Linked DNA regions of Homo sapiens: region 2 is linked to region 1. A link is a contact called in ENCODE Hi-C data. All regions are on one chromosome and are shown on one strand. The core of a region is the stretch at or near the end of the contact, and the rest is flanking DNA. Distances in the headings are between cores, read along the strand shown. Region 1 holds the start of CCND2-AS1 (CCND2 antisense RNA 1). Region 2 holds the start of FOXJ2 (forkhead box J2).

What was found. Hi-C counts contacts between places; a loop is a spot of excess contacts on that map. Pooled maps may share reads with other maps.
Region 2: a map of aorta shows a loop between it and region 1 (8-fold over the local background). The contact joins the promoter of FOXJ2 here to the promoter of CCND2-AS1 in region 1. A Hi-C loop is called at or near these places in 1 of 168 maps with a recorded cell type or tissue (aorta), 1 of 37 single-sample maps with no recorded cell type and 11 of 50 pooled maps.

The regions. Positions count from the first base shown.
Region 1 is chr12:4,274,512-4,277,658 of GRCh38, reverse strand. It overlaps CCND2-AS1 (CCND2 antisense RNA 1), which reads left to right and starts at 1,475. Exons shown (of 2, transcript NR_125790.1): 1 at 1,475-1,600. It overlaps CCND2 (cyclin D2), which reads right to left. Exons shown (of 5, transcript NM_001759.4): 2 at 1,439-1,654.
Region 2 is chr12:8,031,205-8,034,351 of GRCh38, reverse strand. FOXJ2 (forkhead box J2) reads right to left here and starts at 1,636. Exons shown (of 11, transcript NM_018416.3): 1 at 519-1,636. RefSeq lists silencers at 1,542-1,781, 1,802-1,951.

The sequences.
Region 1 (3,147 bases), core at 226-2,725:
AATAGGACTCTTCCAAATCCCAACTTCTGGGATAAAGGGAATAGGAAAAAGCCAAGTTTGTTTGTAGCAATATATTGCTTGGCTAGTCCTGGAAAGATTTGGGTGTCCTGAAGAACATCTCAATTCACCATCCTCTCGAAACAAATGAACCATATGAAGATGATTTTTCCTGCTCTCTCATGAGAAAAACAAATTGGTTCCCAATTCTAACAATGTTTTCTTCATAAGCTTTAAAATCTGCCTTGGCTTTCTGTGTACAGCCGGGGTAAAGCACCCCAATAAACTACTAAACCACCATCATCTTCAAAGATGGCTTGAAATGCCAGCCCTTCCTCTTCACAGGGTAATGCGAGTACGAACCACTGGTCTTGCACCGTTATTAAAGGAAGCAGATCTCCCAGAAGAAAGCACCTTTCTAGGCCTCTCGGACCAAACCAGAAGCAGCTAAAACCTGGCAGCGGTTCAAAGGTGAAGTCATTCAGGCCCCTCTCCACATTCTCGGCAATTCCTCCCCCAACCTTGTGCATGTCTTCCACTAGATGGCAGCAGAGCCCCAGAAAGGAAGGCTCCTCACAAAGAGCTCAGTTCAAGAAGCCAGCCTCAGCCCTGTGGACTTTGTGCGGGCCCTACCAGTGAGGAGGGGGAGGGGCGGGAAGGAGGGGGTGCTTTTCTGAACAGTGCAAAGAGGGGTGTGCAAACCACCGAAGGTGGGCCTTGGAGCCGCTATTCCATGCGGTACAGCTGCAATATGGTCGTCTTATATGTCAAGCTGCAGGGAAAAGGAGTTAGATCAGGTGGGAAAAAGGTTCCCTGGTAGAAAAGCAGAGATAAGACAGGATCCCTGGGGTTGTACAGAGGTCACAGTCCCACTGGAGGTAGGAACCCAGGCCTCGGACTCCTTCAGTGAAAGGCCACATTTTGACTTTGCTCAAAAGTCAATGAACTGATATTTAGTGAACAGCTATTATGTGTTGGTATCTTGAGACTTTGTAGATATAGAGGGCATTACCTTTGAACTCCAAGTTTTTAGGAGACACCACAGCCACATACCTATCATGTGAACACGTTCTCAGACTATTTTTGGAAATTTGGAATTTAATTAAAATATTATCACTGTTAATTAAAATATTCCATGCGTCCCCTACACACATGCATACACAATTGCAAATGAGTCTCACCAACCCAAATCTCCATGAGGATCTTATTCACAGATGTAGCCTCAGTGCTGGGCACGGAGCCTGGGCACATAGTAGGAACACACAAAAAATAAACAGTGGTTTCCTATTAAATGAGCTATCGCCCATAAGTGGGTAAATTCTATTGGTGGGGTCATTCTGGATCCCAAGAATTTGCTCTGGCAGTGGTGATAGAAGGCATATTGTTGGCCAGGGGAAAGCGGGAATCGCAGAAAGGAAGGGAGGAAGGGGCCGGTCATTACCAGCAGCTCCTGAGGCTTGATGGAGTTGTCGGTGTAAATGCACAGCTTCTCCGCGGTCAGCGGGCTGGTCTCTTTGAGTTTGGAGGCCAGGAACATGCAGACAGCACCCAGGAGTTGCAGATGGGACTTCGGAGTCGGGACCCCAGCCAAGAAACGGTCCAGGTAATTCATGGCCAGAGGGAAGACCTCTTCTTCGCACTTCTGTTCCTCACAGACCTATAATGGGAGTGGGAAAGGGTTGGGGGGCGGGGGTGGAGAGCATAGCATCAGCAAAAGAGAAAAAGAATAAAAAAGCGTAATCTATCGAAACAAAAAAAATTAATTTTTTTTTGTGGGAGGGGGAGGGGACCAGAATGCGTGATAAGAATAAAGAACAAAGATGAGGAAACTGGAGTGAATCAGAATAGCCCATCAGTGCTTTGGTATTCCCAGGGATCCTATAAAAGGGGGTGAACTACAGCTCCAAAACGGGGAGTCGGAGAAGTGCGCAGCAGCCGCGGCAGCTCCGCGACGCTCCCTTTGGCTACTCCTTCGCGCACTCTAACTCACTCACTCTTTTTTGGATTTCGTCATCTTTTCAAAAAATCAATAAAAATATTCTGGAGGCTCCGGGGGTCCACTTCTTGGTCTCATCCGGATCCCCAGATCCTCCTCTATCATTCCCGACAATTGGAAAAAATGTCTGGGGGGGTCCCTGCGGCCCAGGGGCCGCTTTTGGGGGGGCGGGTGAGGAGAGGTGGGGAAGAGAGGGGGAGGGAGGAGAGGAGGAAGAGCGCCGCAGCCTCGGCAGCTGGAGTCGGAGCAGGGGGGGATGGTTTCAAAAAATAATTAAAAATCGAGGAAATATCCTAGAAAAGCCCTTTTGGCGTGAAAACCCCAAAGAAGAGCCAGGCTTCCCGAAACAGAGGTTTCGGGTGCCAGAAAGGTCTGTATTCCGACCCCTGGGGCTTTGGATCCCGGGAGGAAACTTGAAGGGGTGAGCGCCGCGGCGGGAGTGTCCGGCTGCGGCCCACAAGGACAGAAACTAGGGAACGCGGTGACGAGCGAGGGGAAAGACGGGAGCAGAGAGCCCTGGAAAGAGGCACGGGGGGCTCCCACCTCTCCTTCAGGGGTGACCCGGTATCCCCCCTACACACACCCCCTCCCCCCCTTCCTACCCCACCCAAATCTCCGCACCGAGGAAGCTGGAAAACCAAACTGTAAGTAATCTTCGTGAGGTGGGGGGTGGGGGAGAGGGCACGATTAGAAGTGGGGTGGCCGGGATAATGGGGTGCGAGGGTAAGCGGGCGACGTTTCCCAGCCTTTCCAAAGGGAGTTTGCAAAGCAACATGGCGAAACCACGGCAGGTCCAGAGCTGTGCATACGTGGGCACACGGCTCGCTGGGCAAAGACTTGGAGTGAGGGGCAAGAAGCGGTTCTTTTGGGTTCCCCTGAAACACGCGTTTCTTCAATGGGACTTCCGGGGCTCCCGAATTCCCCGTTTCTCTCCTTCTCCCTCCTCCCTCCACCTCCCCGGTGAAGTGCCAGCGCGGAGTCGCGACCACAGGCGGGGACCTGAGGCCAAGACGAATTTGCTCTGGCCTTTTGGGGGGGGTTGCCTTTCTACTCGGGGTCCCGATTTCAGGCCCCGACTCTCTTCCTGGCCGCAGCGCAAGCAGCCGCGGCGGCTTCGCAAAAGACAGGTCGCGAGGGGGGTGGGAAGAAGAGGC
Region 2 (3,147 bases), core at 387-2,886, 3.8 Mb before region 1:
CTTGTCAAGGGAGCTATAATTGCAGTAAGCTGGAGGGAACACCTCTGGTGAACACTAAGCTGACCTCGGCATGCCCTGGGCAAGGCCAGGACCCCAGATGCCACCGTGATTTTCATGACAGCCCACTCTCCAGGGGAAAAGGCCCAAGGGTGAAGGGTGGTATGGGAATCTTACCACTGGTTGGGTTGTGTAAATCACTGCTACACAGTATGCATGTTCTCAAAATGCAGCTGTTTTCCGATAACCCTTTTCCTCAGCATGAAAACATCCACTTCCCTAAGGGACCTAAAATGAATCCCATCCCTTTAGTCCCCAAACACTAAGAAACCCATTTCTCAGAGCTTCTGCAGCAAGATGTGGGTTCAAATCCAGGAGCTCCCTTGGATCACATTTCCCATTGGATTTTCTGAGTCATCACTCTGTCTTCCCCGGCAGTGAAACCCACGATCCACCAGCTCAACCCCCTACACCCACTAGTGCCAGACAATGACAGAGAGAAGATGAAAGAAAGCACTAACCTGTCTCCAAGGTTCCTCCGGCAAAGGGAGGGAACCACCTGGTACTGGAGTTTGGGGTTGGAGGGATTCCCCTCTTCAGAGGCAGGTGACGGCTCTCATCCTCAGTGGCTCTTCCTGGACGAGGCTGAGCCTCCCAAGTTGGTGAGGGGAACTGGGTCCCCTGAGGATGAGGAGTCAAGGTTGGAGGAGGGGGAGGGGGAGGAGAAGGAGGTCCTACTTGGGGAAGGTGGCACACCCCCCACACCCTGCTTGTTACCCGGGGGAGGAGGGGAGGAGCCTCTCCCAACCAGGAGTTGTCTCCTCCCCCTTGGGGGAGTTCCCCTCCCCCCCAAACTGGATCTTTCTGAGGTGGAGGGCTCTTTCTGTCTGCTGGAGATAGGAGCGGAGGGGCTCCACCCCGTTCCACTGTCTAGGCACGAGGAAGTTGAGGGGGAGGTCTTCCCCTCTCCAGAAGGCTGAAAGCCGATTCCTCTTCTTTCCCTGGAGTGGCTTCTGAACGTAAGGACTCCTGTCTCCTGTGAATAGTGGTGGGCCGAGGGTGCCTACTCCACAGGCACAGCCCCGTCTCTCTTTGCCTCCAAAGTCCTGAACTGTTGAGAGTGTGTGTTTGGAGGGGCGGGGGCGCGCTAGGGTGGTCTCACTCTGCTTCCCTACGGAAAGCTCCCTTCTTTCCACTTCTGGGGGTCTCCTCCCCGGCCAGTACAGGGGTCTTCCTCGCCTCTAGGCAGGAGAGAGGCGTCCCCTCCAGGGGTCTCTTCTTTCCCTCACCCGAGTGGTAAGGGTCTTTTCTCTCCAACAGGGGGAGAGGTTGCTCGCGTCCCCGCTCCCGCCTCCGCTCCCGGGGTGCCCCAGAGGGTGGGGCTTTCGTACTCCCGGCTGTCCCTGAGCTGGCCTGGGCAGCACGGTCCGGGAGGCCGCGGCTCGAGACTCCGGTCCCTGCTACTGTGGCGGCAGCACCTCCTCTAGGGCCGTCCTGTCGGGTCCGCTCCCTTCGGCGCGTGGGGCTCCCCGCGCTGCCACCGCTCGGGCTCCGACCAGTCTGGGCTCCCGGGGAGCCAGAAGGCGGGCAGACAGTGTCAGGGCTCGGCGCGGGCTCGGGCTCGGCTCGGCTCCGCTGCAGGCCCCGGCTCCTCCCCGGCCTCCGCGCCGCGCTCCGCGCCCCTCCCCCTCCCCCGCCCGCCGGCCGCTGCCGCCACCGCCTCCCGGCGCGGGTTAAGGAGGAGCCGGGAGACGCCGAGCCGCGGGCAGCGCCGAGCCGCGAGCCTCGCTACCCGGTGTGCGCTCCGCCTGGAGAGCCACGGCCGCTCTCACGCCGGCGAGGGATCTCGCCGCCCTCGCCCACCTGCGGCCGCGTGGCTCCGGGAGTTCGCCGTCTACCCGGGATGACAACTCACTGCTCCCCGTCGGGAGAGTCCCTAGTGCGCACCGTATACCGTCAATTCCAGCTGACACCCCAACTCCGGCGTTTCATTCTGTTAAACTCCGTATACAGATGAACAGCCCCAGCTTTCTCAGGACTGTCTTTGATGGGCTTCTCTTTCCCTCGAGATAATTTATAAAGGATCATGAGCATTGAGGTGAAGATTGGGGTGAAGTTTATATGTTACCCTTATATCATCCTGGAATTCAGTAAATGCTCCTTGAATGAGTGGATACATGATAAATGAGCGTGTAACGGTGAAATAAACATCAGAAGATCTGGGTCCTGTTCCTTGTTTCAGCTTCCTAAACTTGTGCATGGCCCTTGTTCTCCGCAATCTTGCTCAGCGAAGAAGGGACCTTGATACTTGGCCTGCTTACCCTTTACAGCTGTCACATCCTGAAGTCATATTATTCTGCTGCAAATTCTCATATATTTCATACTCTGGCTTTTTTTTTTTTTTTTTTTTTTTTTTTGAGGTGTTGTTTCACTTATTGCCCAGGCTGGAGTGCAATGGCACGATCTGGGCCCACTGCAACCTACGCCTCCCGGGTTCAAGCGATTCTTCTGTCTCAGCCTCCCCAGCAGCTGGGATGCCTCAGCCTCCGGAGCAGCTGGGATTACAGGCGCGCGCCACCACGCCCGGCTAATTTTTGTATTTTTAGTAGAGATGGGGTTTCACCAAGTTGGCCAGGCTGGTCTCGAACTCCTGACCTCGTGATCCACCTTCCTCGGCCTCCCAAAGTGCTGGGATTACAGGTGTGAGCCACCGCGCCCGGCCCATACTCAGGCTTTTTAAACTTTTATCAAACTACCCTACTTTCTTTCCTTTCTTTCTTTATCTTTTTCTTCTTTTTAAATAGAGGCAGGGTCTCAGTATGCTGCCGAGGCTGGTCTTTAATTCCTGGGTTTAAACTATTCTCCCTTTTTATGCCTCCAAAGTGCTGGGATTACAGGCAGGAAACACGGCCCGGCCTACTCTCTACTTTATAGCACATAAGATAATAGGAGGCCAGGCGCAGTGGCTCACGCCCGTAATCCCAAAGCTTTGGGAGGCCGAGGCGGGGGGATCACTTGAAGTCAGGAATTGGAGACCAGCCTGGCCAACGTGGTGAAACCCCTGTCTCTACTAAAAATACAAAAATTAGCCCGGCGCGGTGGCGGACGCCTGTAGTGCCGGCTAAGGCAGGAGAATCGCTTGAACCCGGA